Regions from separate parts of the Homo sapiens genome. Here region 1 is linked to region 2. Evidence: chromatin loops called from intact Hi-C (ENCODE). Cell type or tissue: heart left ventricle. All regions are shown on one strand.

Region 1 (8,000 bases), 520 kb after region 2:
GATTTCTGCAGCTGTTATGCACAACTCTTCGCCTTTACAACCTGACAGGCATTTGGAGACAGTGCTGGCAGGCAGCAGGAATGTGAGGGCCCCCGCTCCAGCCCGAGCCCTCAAGGACCCTGGCCCAGTCTCTTTGTGCTACAGAGGCATCCACCATAGTGCCCTGGGATGGCGTGCTCACAGGACGACACGAGTCGACATTCGCCCAAGCCAGGCATGGCCAGGCTGGCAAAGGCCTGCCTATCTGGGCCAGGTCTGTAGGGGAGAAGCATCTACGGGAGAAGGCCAAGTACCACGTGGTATCCAAGCTCTGACAGGCAGGGAGTCAGGACAGATGGCAGGGGCACTGGGAGAGGGTATGCGGGCACCTGGAGCTTCCGAGAAGAGCCTTAATGAACAGGCAGGGCTGAGAGGAAGTGTGGCTTGGTGGATGAGCAATGCGGCTTTGGCAGCCGATAGGGCTGGATTCGAAGCCCCACCTTGCCACTCACAGCAGTGTGGTCTGGAACCGGTAGCGTAAACCTCTGAGCCTTTGCTCCCTTGTCTGGAGGGCAAGGACCACCACAGTGCCCAGCCATAGGGCTCTCACGCTCCGAAAATCAGCTCCTGTGTGTGAAGTTTTCTCTACGTGAGTGGAGTGGCTCTTTAGGCTCCTGCTTGGTGTGTGTTTGTTTGTCTGTTTGCTTTTTGAGACAGGGTCTCTCTCTATCATCCAGGCCAAGGCTGGAGTGCAGTGACGTGATCATGGCTCACTGCAGCCTCAACCTCCCAGGCTCAAGTGTTCCTCCCACCTCAGCCTCCCAAGTAGCTAGAACTACAGGCAGGCGCCACCACACCTGGCTAATTTTTTTTACTTTTTATAGAGATGAGGTCTCACTATGTTGCCCAGGCTGGTCTCAAAATCCCAGCCTCAAGCCATCCTCCTGCCTTATCCTCCCAAAGCACGAGGATTACAGGTATGAGCCACCATATCTGACCCCTCTGCATCTTTTCTGCATTTCTTGATCCTCCCACCTCATCATATTTAGTCCCTCCTCTGTTACAGTTGTTTCTGGACTTGCCACTCCCCTGAGCCTCATTCCATCCCACACGGGCCTGCCCATCCAGTAGACCCCACTGCAGCTCCTCTGACAGTCATGGCCATCAGCTTCCATGTTCACCCTTCACCCACAGCGCTGGAGGTCGCCTGTCGGGAACAGGCTCTCTGGAGCCCTCCACAAGATCCGGTCAACAGGTAAACAAATCCCCGGGAATGTGTCCTCTGAAACTGCCTCCTCTCCCTCAGTAATGTGATCCTAAAGGCCTGTCCCACACCTTTTTCTCCAACAGCGTGGCCAATTGAGAAATAGGGAGGACTTGAGGCCAAGGAAGGATCTAATTACCAACAGCTTATGCTCATAAGCCACCTACCCATTTCACCTTCCGCACCTCCTGCAAAAAATGAGAGTGGGGGCTGTTGAGAACCAGGGGATGTCTTTCTATATGGTTTGGATGTTTGTTTGTTCCCCCCAAATCTCACACTGAAATATGATTCCTAATGTCGGGGGTGGGGCCTGGTGGGAGATGACTGGACCACCAGGGCAGATCCTTCATGAATGGGTTAACGACATCCCCTTGGTGATAAGTGAGTTCTTGCTCCGTGAGTTCACATGAGTTCCGGTTCTTTAAAAGTCTGGAACCGCCCCCCAACCCCACTCTTTTGCTCCCACTCTCGTGCCTGCTCCCCCTTTACCTTCCACCATGATTGTAAGCTTCCTGAGGTCCTCACCAGAAGCCGAGCAGATGTTGGCACCATGCTTCTCATACAGCCTGCAGAACCGTGAGCCAATTAAACCTCTTTTTATAAATGACCCAGCCTCAGGTATTCATTTACAGCAATGCAAAAACAGCTGGCCGGATGCGGTGGATCACACCTGTAATCCTGGCACTTTGGAGGGCCAAGGCAGACAGATTGCCTGAGCCACAGGAGTTCGAGACCAGCTTGGGTAACATGGCAAAACCCCGTCTCTACTAAAAATACAAAAAAAAAAAATTAGCTGGGCATGGTGGCGGGCACCTGTAATCTCAGTTACTCAGGAGGCTGAGGCAGGAGAATCACTTGAACCTGGGAGGCAGAGGTTGCAGTGAGCTAAGATCGCACCACGACACTCCAGCCCGAGCGACAGATCAAGAGTCTGTCTCAAAAAAAAAAAAAAAAAAAACAGCCTAGCACACCTTTTCTCAAGAGCACCCACAAACACTTTTGTTATTACTTCTGCCTTGTGCACCTGTCAACACTTCCCAAGACAACAAACATAGAACGCTGGGGAATAAAACACCAACATGCCCCAGCACATTTATTTCCAGATGCCCTAGTGTGACTCTGCTTACAAAAGGGACCTTTTTCCAGCAGTCAAAGTCAGTCTCTGGGTGGGATCATGAGCCCACTCCTAGGCAGGGTAATGTGTTTACAGGCCAACACTGAGAGTTAAAAACTAGCCCTGGATCTAACAAATTGTCCTGACCATGCATTTGTTTTTTGCCTCGTTTCCTTCCCATGGCCCGACGATGGCAAGCTGCAGGTACATCTGTTCTGAAGAGCAGCCTCCCGCCCTTGGTCACTCTGTCCCGTGTCTCTCAGATGTTTAGTCCCGCGGACTGGGACCTGCTACACTTGGGCCAAGGCTTCTGGCTCCTCTCACTAAAGGCCTCAATTTAACTTAACGGACTAAATAAGGAACCATTTCTATATGATTAATTAATTAGGGTTCTGCTAGGAAGGATAATAATATAATAATGTAAGTAAGACTGCAAGGCCTAGCTACCAGCCTATAAAAAGAACACCAAGCACAGCACAATTAGGAAGACATTCAAGACGGAGGAAGCTCGGAGCCGTGGACTCAGCTCTGACTAATGCCAAGATTGGTTCATGGGGTTCAAATTCAGGGTCCAGCTGGCCTGCCTTAGAGAGTTACCTGACTTTTTTTTTTTTTTTGACAGAATTTTGCTCTTACTGCCCAGGCTGGAGTGTAATGGCATGATCTCGGCTCACTGCAACCTCCGCCTCCCAGGTTCAAGTGATTCTCCTGCCTCAGCCTCCCAAGTAGCTGGGATTACAGACATGAGCCACCACACCCAGCTAATTTTGTATTCTTAATAGAGATGGGTTTCCTCCATGTTGGTCAAGCTGGTCTTGAACTCCCGACCTCAGGCAATCCACCTGCCTCAGCCTCCCAAAGTGCTGGGATTACAGGTGTGAGCCACCGCGCCCAGCTGAGAATTACGTGACTTCTCTGAGCTGTTGCCTTCTTCTGAAAGATAGAAGAATTGATGTGTATTTGTCAGAGTATTGTGGAAATTCAATAAATGCAATATATGAAAATTACCCAGCACAAAATAGGCTCAAAACACCTGGAAAATATTGCTTAAGAAATTCCAGACCGGGCGCAGTAGCTCACACCTGTAATCCCAGCACTTTGGGAGGCTAAGGCACGCAGATCATCTGATGTCAGAAGTTCGAGACCAGCCTTACTAACAAGGCAAAACCCTGTCTCTACTAAAAATACAGAAATGGTGATGCATGCCTGTAGTCCTAGCTACTGAGGAGACTGAGGCAGGAGAATCACTTGAAGCCAGGAGGCAGAGGTTGCAGTGAGCCGAGATCACATCACTGCACTCCAGCCTGGGCAACAGAGTGAGACTCTGTCTTAAAAAAAAAAAAAAGAAAGGAAAGAAAGAAAAAGAAAAAAAAAAGAAAGAAATTCCAGTGCAGTAGCTGGTACTAAAGATGGAAATAAATGCAAAGAGTTTTGTGTAATGTGGTCCATTCTGTTTTATTGGCAAATGTCTTCTTTTTCTCTGCACTTTAATATGCACATTCACAAGTCCTTTGAAAGAAAGTGCATGAAAATTTAAAACAGATGTAAATTAAAATCCCAACAGGAATCATCTTCATTGATTACAGATGGATAAATAGTTGTTATTTACAGATGAGTCAAGGTGATCCTAATTGGTAGGTTTTCTGGTTGGTATTTGTATTTGAGGGCATTAGCATAGCAATTGAAAGCCTCTCGATGTCCCCTCTCCACGCCTCACCCAAGCCTCTTATCTCCTCCATGCTGCTCCTACTCTCTCCCCACCCCCCAAAAACATTCTTGGCCACTTCAGTACTCAAGGTCTCCCACCTTGGGTCCCTCAACTCTCCTGGAGCTAATGACCCAATTCCTCAAGGCCTTGCTAAATAACCTCTGCATCTATCTAACCCTTTTTCTGTAAAGAGCCAGATAGTAAATATTTTAGGCCATCTGTCAACTCTGCCACTGTAAGCTGAAAGTAGCCACAGACAATATGCAAATAAGTGAGGCTGTATTCCAATAAAATGTTATTTACAGGCCGGGCTTGGTGGCTCACGCCTGTAATCCCAGCACTTTGGGAGGCCGAGGCAGGCAGATCACGAGGTCAAAAGATCGAAACCATCCTGACCAACATGGTGAAACCCCGTCTCTACTAAAAATACAAAAATTATCTGGGTGTGGTGGCGTGAACCTGGCTGAGACAGGAGAATCACTTGAACCTGGGAGGTGGAGGTTGCAGTGAGCCAAGATCGTGCCACTGCACTCCAGCCTGGGCGACAGAGCAAGACTCCGTAAAAAAAAAAAAAATAATAAATAAAAAATAAAAAATTAACCGGGCGTGGTGGTGCACACCTGTAATCCCAGCTACTCGGGAGGCTGAGGCAGGAGAATCACTCGAACCAGGGAGGCAGATGTTGAAAGTGAGCCGAGATCGCGCCACTGCACTCCTGCCTGGGCGGCAGAGTGAGACCTTGTCTCAAAAAAATAAAAATAAAAATAAAAAGCAGATTGCTGGGCCCCACTGCCAGAGCTTCTGATTCAGTAGGTCTGGGTGGAGGCCAGAGAATTCACATTTTTAACAAATTCCTGGGTGCTGCTGTTCCAGGGACGACACTATGGGAACCACTGGCTGCATGTTAAAAAAAAACCTGAAAGTACACTGCCCCCTAGTGGGAAGTTCCTAGAAGTACCCCATACCAAATATTGCTTTGATTTTAGAATATACAAAAAATTGCGTTATCTTTTGCCATGGAGAAGAATCAAATTCACAAAGCCAATTTGTCATTCATATACTTGGGATTCCATAACCACATTCCAAGCTTCTCTCAAGAAATGAGGTGTCACATTATTTACAATAACATGGCAGTGATTTAAAATCAAGTTAAACCAGAAACATATTATTTTCCACCAGGGGAAAAACACTTTAAATAATCTAAATAGAATAAAACTGCTGCTGGCTCTGTTCTCTGGCCACTCTCCCATTGCCAGACGCACAGACCTCTCCTGAGAAGCAAAATCTACACCCGATCCAAGCTGAGGCAGCTGATGAAATTCAGCAGGAGATGGGTCAAAATCAGCTCGTGTCAGACCCCAGAGTCTGTGATCTTTGGACACACAGAACTGTATCAGTGGTGAAGGACCCCATTAATAGGCAACTGTTAAATATTTGCTACACATGGTAGAAAACAATGAAAGCCTCTTGTTAAAGCTGAGAGCTCCTGCTCACCTCTGGTTTTCATTTCTCACATCATATTTACATTAACCCAAATTTGTCACTGGTTTCCACCGTGCATTCAAAATTTCCACAAAAGCACTTCTGTTTTCCCCATGAAAACTGCATTCCGACATGCCGGAAGTGAAATTACCCACTCCTACCTATCTGTCCCAGCAAAAGACCTGGGTCTCTAACTCTACCTCTCACAAAGTAAAAGGGTGTTACAGTCACCAATGGCAGATGACTTGGGAGTCCATGCTTAGCAAGCTGCAGGGTTTTGGCAGCATAGAGAAACATATTAGAGCCATGCTACAAAAGATGGCCTGGTACCAGGAGAACGGAAATGACAGGGACCGGAATGGTTTTTGAGGCCAAAAATTTATATTTGATCTCCAGATGTGATGCAGCTGACAGCTAATTAGTTTGACTTAGATCTACACAAATCCAACCCCCCTTTCTTCCACACATGCTGTGGGGATGCTGGTGTGAAAATGTGTCTGCCTGGGGTCGCGCTTTGATTGAGAATTCTCTGGAATGAACACACTTGGAATCCCTGAGAACACTGAAGCCCCGGCACATGGGACATCTGGTGAGATGCTCTTTCTCCTTTCAGCTTGACCCAAGAGCAGGTAATGAAGTGGTGTTCTTTATTCAAGTGGCTGATTCCAACCTAACAAGGCTGGAGTAAACTGTTCAGCTTCATGTTTCAGTGTGCGAGGCCACCATTAACTGCAAACCTCAGTGGTCAAGAGCTACCGGATGTGAATGCTGCGGCTACTAATGAAAAAGCAATTGTGGTACATTCGCTGCAGAGCTGTTTGTGAGCAATGAGAAAGACACACAGAGCAAGATGGGGGCCCTCCCTGGCAGGACACACTGAGGCAGACACAGGTCCTGCTTGTCCAGCTGCCATTCCTCCCTGCTTCCTTGCTGGTTAGGATGTTATAGCTATCGAGGACAGCAGAAGTACCAAGACCTTAGCTACCCCAGAGGATCAGAGCTAACACTTATGGCACCTTACTATGTGCAAGGCAATTTTAGAAGCACATTTTTTTTTTTTTTTTTTGAGACGGAGTCTCGCTCTGTGGCCCAGGCTGGAGTGCAGTGGTACAGTCTCGGCTCACTGCAACCTCTGCCCCCTGGGTTCAAGCGATTCTCTTGCTTCAGCCTCTCAAGTAGCTGGGATTGCAGGCGCCCGCCATCACGCCCACTAATTTTTGTATTTTTAGTAGACACGGGGTTTCACCACGTTGGTCAGGCTGGTCTCAAACCCCTGACCTCAGGTGATCCACCCACCTTGGCCTCCCAAAATGCTGGGATTACAGGCATGAGCCACCGCGCTGGGCCTAGAAGCACATATTAATATAATCATCGCAACAACCCTAAGAGGTAGTACCGTAACTACCCTCATTTTACAGATGAGGAACCCGAGGCTCAGAGACATAAACAAATTGCTCGAGGACAAATAGCTAGCAGGAGGAGAAGCTGGGATTTGATCCTGGAAGTTCAACTCTACAGCCCATGCTCTTAACCACTACACCATATAACTTCATAAGTTGTGCTTGGACTAAGCTGTTCATGGCAATCCCAAATCCTGTTGACTGGTCTCGGGAAAGGCAGGATGTTTGGCCTTGAGTCCCCAGTAGGGGAATTATACCTGTACCCCTTATCATGTCTTCATGGAAGACTAAGTGGATTTCCTGCCCCTTTGAGTTTGGTCTTGGCCATATGACTTGCTCCAGCCAATGGGACATTTCATAATATCAAGCAGGGGTTTGAAATGTGCTTGTGGCTGGGCGCGGTAGCTCATGCCTGTAATCCCAGCACTTCTGGAGGCTGAGGTTGGTGGATCACTTGAGGTCAGGAGTTCAAGGCCAGCCTGGTCAACATGGTGAAACCCCGTCTCTGCCAAAAAAATATAAAAAATTAGCCAGGTGTGCTGGTGCGTGCCTGTAATCCCAGCCACTTGGAAGCCTGAGGCAGGAGAATCGCTTGAACCCAGGAGGTGGAGGTTGCAGCGAGCCAAGATCGTGCCGCTGTACTCCAGCCTGGGCCACAGAGCGAGACTCCATCGCAAAAAAAAAAAAAAAGAAAGAAATGGCTTGTGCCATTGGTGTGTCCTCCTTGCGCTAATGGGCCCCAGAACGAGACCCATGGAGCCCACCCAAACCAGACCTGAAGCCTAGAGCCACACGCAACTGAGCCCAGCCTGAATCAGCAAACCCCAACCAACCCAATGAGTGTTCACTGCACACCAGCATGGGGCTGATACACCTCATGATCCTGTTCTAGTCAATGACACCAGGAAAGATTTCCAGAATAAGCAGAGCCTCCAGAGGAGAAACATTTTTGCCCCTGCCCCTCTGCTCCCTACTGGGCACTGCTATGAGGACATAATGGTTAGTGCCTGGTGACCACAGGCAACCAGGACAAAGGCAACAGGCCAATACGCT
Region 2 (8,000 bases):
TCTAATGCGATTTATAATTAACAAAATCAAAACTATCTACTTTATAGATATCTAGGCTGCCAGTTTTTAAACTGGCCTGCAGAGTCCTTAGGAGGAAGTTATAGTTCAAACTTTCTCTGTAAAATAGAGCCACTAGTAGGACCTAGCCAAAAAAAAAAAAAAAAGTGAAAACCACTGATCTGGGCCAGGCGCGGTGGCTCACACCTGTAATCCCAGCACTTTGGGAGGCCGAGGCGGGCGGATCACGAGGTCAGGAGATCGAGACCATCCTGACCAACATAGTGAAACCCCGTCTCTACTAAAAATACAAAAAATTAGCTGGGCGTGGTGGTGGGCGCCTGTAATCCCAGCTACTTGAGAGGCTGAGGCAGGAGAATTGCTTGAACCCAGGAGGTGGAGGTTGCAGTGAACCAAGATCGCACCATTGCACTCCAGCCTGGGTGACAGAGCGAGACTCCATCTCAAAAAAAAAAAAAAATAGTCTAAAGCCCCGAACTAACTAGCCCAAGGTCCCCACACTCCCACACACCATAGCAAACTCATGGCCCCGGCACTTTCCCACTCTATCACACTGCCTCAGCCAGGGTGCTCGTAAAATTGCCCAACTTCTGTTGTAGTGAAGGAAACAAAGACCAGGTGAGGTCAGCCAGGGCGTCTGAAGTAGGAGGAGAAGTGGTTCCAGTGGACCCTGGTAACATGGAGTGAAAAGCCGCACCTGGGAAAAGGGTGTGAAACAACGGTCCTTATGAAGTTCAGCATGTGTTTCTTCACCAAGACCCTCCTCAGTGCACAACCAGGCCCGGGGCTTCTGGCATTTTAAACGTGGGGGCTTGGCTTCTGTAGCCAACCAGAGGGAGGTGCCAAAGCCTAACTGGTCTCAGCCCGGTCGGACCCACCCAGGCAGTAGGGATTTGCCGAGCATCCGCCAGGTGCTCATGGCTGGTTCAAGGCTCATACCCTGGGATTTCCCACTTTCTTTCTTTTGCTTTTCTTGCTTCTTGCTGTTTCTGCCTGGAATGTCCTTTTTCTTTTGGTGGGGGGTGGCCAGGGCGGGGGCCGGTGGGGGCAGAGTCTTGCTCTGTCGCCCAGGCTGGAGTGCAATAGCGTGATCTCAGCTCACTGCACCCTCCGCCTCCTGGGCTCAAGTCATCCTCCCACCTCAGCCTCCTGAGTAGCTGGGACTATAGGCGGATGCCAGCAGGCCCAGCTAATTTTTGTATTTCTGGTAGAAGTGGGGTTTGGCCACGTTGCCCAAGCTGGTCTCAAACTCCTAAGCTCAAGCAGTCCTCCCACCTTGGCCTCCCAAAGTGCTGGGATCACAGGGTGGGCCACTGCACCTAGCCTGGTATGTCCTTTCTTGTCCAAATCTTTGTTGGACTTATAAATGCATTTAATATGATATTTTCTTTTCTTTTTTTTCTTTTTTTCTTTTTTTTTTGAGACAGAGTTTTGCTCTTGTCGCCCAGGCTGGAGTGCAATGGTGTGATCTCAGCTCAACGCAACCTCCGCCTCCCGGGTTCAAGTGATTCTCCTGCCTCAGCCTCCCGAGCAGCTGGGATTACAGCCATGTGCCAACCACGCCCGGCTAATTTTGTATTTTTAGTAAGACAGGGTTTCTCCATGTTGGTCAGGCTGGTCTCGAACTCCCAGCGTCAGGTGATCCACCCGCCTTGACCTCCCAAAGTGCTGGTATTACAGGTGTGAGCCACTGTGCCCGGCTATAGCATACATTTTAAAAGTGTTTTCTATGGCCAGGAAAATTGGAAAATAAATAAAAGTCACCCCTATGCCAACATCAAAACACAGCCACAGTCCTCCCCGTTGTAAATTTCTTACCCAGTCATTTAAAAATAATTTTAGATGCCTTTTTTTTTTCTTTCAGACAAAGTCTCGCTCTGTTGCCCAGGCTGGCGTGTGCAGTGGCATGATCTTGGCTCACTGCAACCTCCACCTCCCAGGTTCAACTGATTCTCCAGCCTCAGCCTCTCCAGTAGCTGGGATTACACGCATGTGCCACCATGCCCGGCTAATTTTTTTTGTATTTTTTTAGTAGAGACGGGGTTTTACCATGTTGACCAGGCTGGTCTCAAACTCCTGACCTCAGGTGATCCACCCGCCTCGGCCTCCCAAGGTGCCAGGATTACAGGCATGAGCCACTGTGCCCAGCCTAATTTTTGTGTTTTTAGTAGAGACAGGGTTTTGCCATGTTGGCCAGGTTGGTCTGGTATTCCTGGCCTCAAGTGATCTGCTCTCCTTGGCCTCCCAAAGTGCTGGAATTACAGGCGTGAGCCACCGCGCCTGGCCTTATAGGATATTTTCTAATTTTAAAAAGACATGCTCATTTTTAGAGAATTTGGAAAACATAAAAATCTAGAGAAAAAATTATTGGCAATCCCACCATCCTAATATAATCAAAGACACCTGTCCTAGGTCAAATGTCCTACCTGGCTACACCGAACCCACCCTGAGCTCCTCTCCTCTAATATATAAAATGAGTCAGGTTTTTTCTCTATAAGTACATTCATAGCTACAAATATCAGGATCATACCAGATACACATAATATTTAATATTCTTTTTTTCACTGGGCATAATATGAACTAGAATTATAGCATACTTTTTTTTTTTTTTTTTGAGACGGAGTCTTGCTCTGTCGCCCAGGCTGGAGTGCAGTGGTGCAATCTCGGCTCACTGCAACCTCCACCTCCCGGGTTCAAGTGATTCTCTAGCCTCAGCCTCCCGAGTAGCTGGGATTACAGGAGCGTGCCATGCCCAACTAATTTTTTTTGTATTTTTTAGTAGAGACAGGGTTTCACCATGTTGACCAGGTTGGTCTCGAACTCCTGACCTCAGGTGATCTACCCGCCTCGGCCTCCCAAAGTGCTAGGATTACAGGCGTGAGCCAGCATGCCCAGCCTAATTTTTGTATTTTTAGTAGAGACAGGGTTTTGCCATGTTGGCCAGGTTGGTCTGGAACTCCTGGCCTCAAGTGATCTGCCCGCCTCGGTCTCCCAAAGTGCTGGAATTACAGGCATGAGCCATCACACCCAGCCAGATGCTTCTATTTATTTAAACTTTAACCTCTGTAGGTCAAATGGTAGTGATGGTACCCACCTTCACAGGGTTTTTGTGAGCATTAAATTAGACAAATGAAACACAGGCCCTGTCCCAGCGGAGATCATGGCATGTGGGCAGGGGTCGAGGGTGGGAGCCAGGGGACACTCAGGCAGTGATAAAACAAGGTGACTGGTGACACAGAGAGGGGAGCTGTGCAGTGTAGCAGTGGTCAGCAGTCCTGCAGCCAGCTTCTCAGCCACAGACATACTTACTGTGAGACCTGGGCACATGACTTCACCTCCCTCAGCCTCCTCTGTTTCCTCTTCTGTTAAATGGGCATGGATTCAATAACATCATACAGGTAGAGGGCTTAGCTCATGCCTGGCATGTCACAAGGGCTCCATCAATGACAGTTTTCAGTGTTCCATCAAATCTTACATACGTGCAATTGTAGGATGCACCACCACCTATTAAACCACCACCGCATTCATTGTAAGACGTATCTGACTTTAGAGAGGTCAAAATACAGGGGAAAAAAGTCTTAAATTTCACTATATCCAGTGTCATTATTCAGAAGGGTCTGGGACACTGAGGTAGGGCTCCTGAGTTAGCTCAGGGACACACTCATCCGTCACTCTCAATTTCTTCGTCTCTGTCCCTCTCTCTGGCCTTCTCTTCGTTTTCTGAGCCTTCCACTAGGTGGCACCCGGGCCTGGGTGCCTGCTGTGGAGCTGATGCCCTGAGGTCAGTCCTGCCCCTCCGGCTTCTCCATGCTTTCTTCCCCTTTCCTTTTTCCTCCTCCCCACCTTTTATCCTGCAAGTGGGAGGCTTTGATTCAGTGCTCAGAGGTTCCCTGTAGGATTGCAGAACTTGAAGAACAGCTACAGGGCTCCTGCCGTCCACTGGCTCCAGCCCATCCCAAGCGGGAATTCCTTCCCAGCAAGTCCCCAGCTCTCACTTGCATACCTTCAGTGGCAGGAAACTCACTACTTCATGAGGATCCCGTTCCATCGTGGTCATGCACTTGGGCTCTGAAGACGCTCCCCCGAGGGTCCTAGGGAACCCACTTTCTAGTCCTTCAACAGCAGGCGACTTGGGCCTTTGTCTACTTTGTGTACTGGGGAGTCCCCAAGGCCTGGCACAGGCGAGGCATTGAGTGAATGAATGACAGTCAATGAACACACTCAGTTGTTCTGTGCATCTGTTTCATTACCTGTGAAACAGGGTTAATAATAGTATTTACCTCATAAGGCTGTGAGGATTAAATGAGACAGGACCTCTAAACAGGTTTAGTGCCATGCCTGGTACATAATAAATCCTCAGCAAATATTGTTTTCCTCTTATTTTTTCTCTTCTTTAATAGCTACAGATAGCTCTACTCTTTTTTTCTTTTTTTTTTTGACGTGGAGTTTCGCTCTTGTTGCCCAAGCTAGAGTGCAGTGGTGTGATATTGGCTCACCGCAACCTCCACCTCCCAGGTTCAAGTTATTCTCCTGCCTTAGCCTCCTGAATAGCTGGGATTACAGGCATGTGCCACCATGCCCAGCTAATTTTTGTATTTTTAGTACAGATGGGGTTTCTCCATGTTGCTCAGGCTGGTCTCCAACTCCCGACCTCAGATGATCCGCTGGCCTTGGCCTCCCAAAGTGCTGGGATTACAGGTGTGAGCCACCACACCTGGCTGCCATAGCTCTGCTCTTATTATCTGAAAGATCTGTTTTAGAGCAAAGTGATTCTGATTTTTTTTTTTTTTTTTTTAGACAGGGTCTCATACTGTTGCCCAGGCTTGGAGTACATGGCATGATCACAACTCACTGCAGCCTCGACCTCCTGGGCTCAGGCAATCCTCCCACCTTAGCCTCCCAAGTAGCTGGGACTACAGACGCATGCCACCATGCCTGGCTAATTAAAAAAATTTTTTTGTAGAGACTGGGTTTTTCATGTGGCCCAGGCTGGTCTTGAACTCCTGGGCTCAAGCGATCCACCTGCCTTGGCCTCCCAAAGTGCTGGGATTACAGGCATGAGCCACGGTGCCCGGCCTGATTCTAATTCTTAAAATTTTCACACAGGCTGGGTGCGGTGGCTCCCACCTGTAATTCCAGCACTGAGCCCTTACTGCATCTCATTAATTCTTCCACCTGTGTTCCTGGGCATTCTTCTCCCATTTTATAGATGAAGGAACCAAGGCACACAAAGGTCACATAGGCTGGGCGCGGTGGCTCACGCCTGTAATCCTAGCACTTTAGAAGGCCAAGGCAGGCATATTGCTTGAGCCCAGGAGTTTGAGGCCAGCCTTGGTAACATGGAGAAACCCCATCTCTACAAAAAAATTAGCCAGGCGTGATGGCACGCACCTGTAGTCCCAGCTACTCTGGGAGCTGAGGCAGGAAGATCTCCTGAGCCTGGGAGGCAGAATCTGTCTCAAAAAAAAAGAAAGTCACATAGCTGGTGAGCAATAGAACCAGGATTTAGATCTTGTCTGTCTGACTCCAGAACCCACCCCTTCACCTCTAAGCCTTATTAGTAGAGACAGGGTTTCACCATGTTGACCAGACTGGTCTCGAACTCCTAACCTCATGATCCACCCGCCTCAGCCTCCCAAAGTGCTGGGATTACAGGTGTGAGCCACCACGTGCCTGGCCTTTTTTTTTTTTTTTTTTTGAGATGAAGTCTCACTCTGTCATCCAGGCTGGAGTGCAGTGACACAATCTTGGCTCACTGTGAGCCGGGTGTGGTGGCACGCACCTGTAGTCTCAGCTACTCAGGAGGCTGAGGCAGAAGAATCGCTTAAGCCCGGGAGGCGGAGGTTGCAGTGGGCCAAGATCGAGCCACTGCACTCCAGCCTGGGTGACAGAGCTAGACTTCCAGTCAAAAAAAAAAAAGATCCTCATAGGAGCACGAACCCTACTGTGAAGTGTGCATTTGAGAGATCTAGGTTTTGTGCTCCTTATGAGAATCTAATGACTGATGATCTGAGGTGGGAAGATTTCATCCTGAAACCATGCTCCTGCTGCCTGTGGAAAAATTGTCTTCCACAAAACTGGTCCCTGGTGTCAAAAAGGTTGGGGACTGCTGCTCTAGAGGATGTTCTGGGGCCTGTGGGGAATTTTCTGTTCTGAGCCTTCCACGTACTACCCCGATGTCATGGCTATTACATGGCTTCCCAGCATATGTTCCCTGTCTCTCCCACCATCAGAGCCATATTGGGCTCTACTGGAATTCTATGCTAGTGGGTGGGGTTGGTAGCACTCTTCCAGGGTGGGCTCTGATGACCCTGGAGGAGAAGCCATATGCATCCAATCTCTCTAGTCACAGAAATGAACACTACCTCAGTCAGAGCCAAGGATTTGCCAAGAGAAGTCAGTGGAGCTTTTTGAGGGAGAGAAGCTGCTTTTCATTTCTACAGGAGTACTGGAAGAGGTACTCTCTTTCCCTGGACAGTGTGTTAAGGGGATGTGAGAGCTAGAGATGCAGTAGCTCTTATTCCCAAAAATTTCTGTTGAGAATGAAGTCAACATACAGAGGAAGGCAGAGCCCAGAGACTTCAAGAAGAAAAAGAACCTAGGCCAGGCACAGTGGTTCACACCTGCAATCCCAGCACTTTGGGAGGACAAGGCGGGAGGATCGTTTCAGCTTGTGTTCAAGACAAGCCTGGGCAACATTGTGAGACCTCTTCTCTACTAAAAAAAAAAAATCTTTTTTTATTAGCCAGTTACTTGGTCCCAGTTACTTGGGAGTCTGAGATGGGTGGATCACTTTAGCCCAGGAGAATCGCTTGAATAGAGGCTGCAATGAGCCGTGATTGCACCACTGCACTCCAGCCTGGGCAACAGAAGGAGACCCTGTCTCCAAAATAAGAAAAAAAGAAAACAATGAAAGAAGAAATAGAACCTAGTCTGTGGTGTTATTAGTTACTTATTGCTGTGTAACAAATCACCCCCAATTTAGCAGTTTAAAACATTTATTGGGCCAGGCGCAGTGGTTCATGCCTGTAATCCCAGCACTTTGGGAGGCCGAGGCAGGTGGATCACGAGGTTAAGAGTTCAAGACCAGCCTGGCCAACATGGTGAAACCCCGTCTCTACTAAGAATACAAAAATTAGCCGAGCGTGGTGGCAGGCGCCTGTAATTCCAGCTACTCGGGAGGCTGAGGCAGGAGAATTGCTAGAACCCGGGAGGCAGAGGTTACAAGGAGCCAAGATCGGGCTACTGCACTCCAGCCTGGGTGACAGAGCAAGACTCTGTCTTGAAAACAAAAAAAAACAACAATAACAAAAAACATTTATTATCTCCCAGAGTCGCCAGAGTTGAGGATTGGAAATTGGAAGAGATCCCAATTAGTGGTTCTGGCTCAGGGTCTCTAATGTGTTTATAGTTAAGATGTTGGCTAGGGGTGCAGTCATCCACTTCCAAGATGGGGCTGGAGGATCCACTTTGAAGATGGTGCACTCATGTGGCAATTGGCAGGAGGTCTCAGTGCCTCACCAAGCGGGCTCTCCATAGCAGCTAGCTTTCCCCAGAGCGATGATGACGATGACGATGACGATGATGATGATGATGATTGTGTGTGTGATAGAGAGAAGGAAGCCACAGTGCCTTCTACAACCTGCACACTATCATCTTTGCTTTTTTTCTATTCATTAGAAGCAAGTCACTATGTCCAGCCCACAGCCAAGGGAAGCATAACTAGGATTCCTTTTAAAGGAAGTGCCAAAGAACGCATGGACTGATTTTAAACCACACCGTAGTGACGCCACTCGAGCTGCTGGAGGAAGCCCTCACCTGAGGACTCACCTCGAATCCAGTTAATTCCCCTTATGGTGAAGCCAGTTTGACCTAGGTTTTCTAAGTCATACCATTCAAAGAATGATTTTTATCTTCCTCATCTTATCCTCCAGATCTGCCTTGTCTGACTATGCTCCTTTTATGGGCAGTGGTGGGAGCTG

Evidence for each region. Hi-C counts contacts between places; a loop is a spot of excess contacts. Peaks named below come from ENCODE experiments on the same cell type or tissue, not always from the same donor. Only the 100,000 strongest peaks of a DNase experiment are listed, where the experiment ranks them.
Region 1: a loop joins it to region 2, with 2.8 times the contacts of the local background. A loop is called at or near these places in 5 of 110 quality-filtered maps.

What each region holds. Positions count from the first base shown.
Region 1 is chr1:25,200,042-25,208,041 of GRCh38, forward strand. No RefSeq gene overlaps it. Among named protein-coding and RNA genes, the nearest start is that of SYF2, 28 kb to the right of the region's middle. RefSeq lists a silencer at 1,574-1,748. In heart left ventricle, a CTCF peak has its summit at 4,999 (motif pointing left); no DNase peak of the experiment used is centred here.
Region 2 is chr1:24,684,975-24,692,974 of GRCh38, forward strand. No RefSeq gene overlaps it. Among named protein-coding and RNA genes, the nearest start is that of SRRM1, 46 kb to the left of the region's middle. In heart left ventricle, CTCF peaks have their summits at 3,746 (motif pointing right) and 3,946; a DNase peak (open chromatin) is centred at 3,787.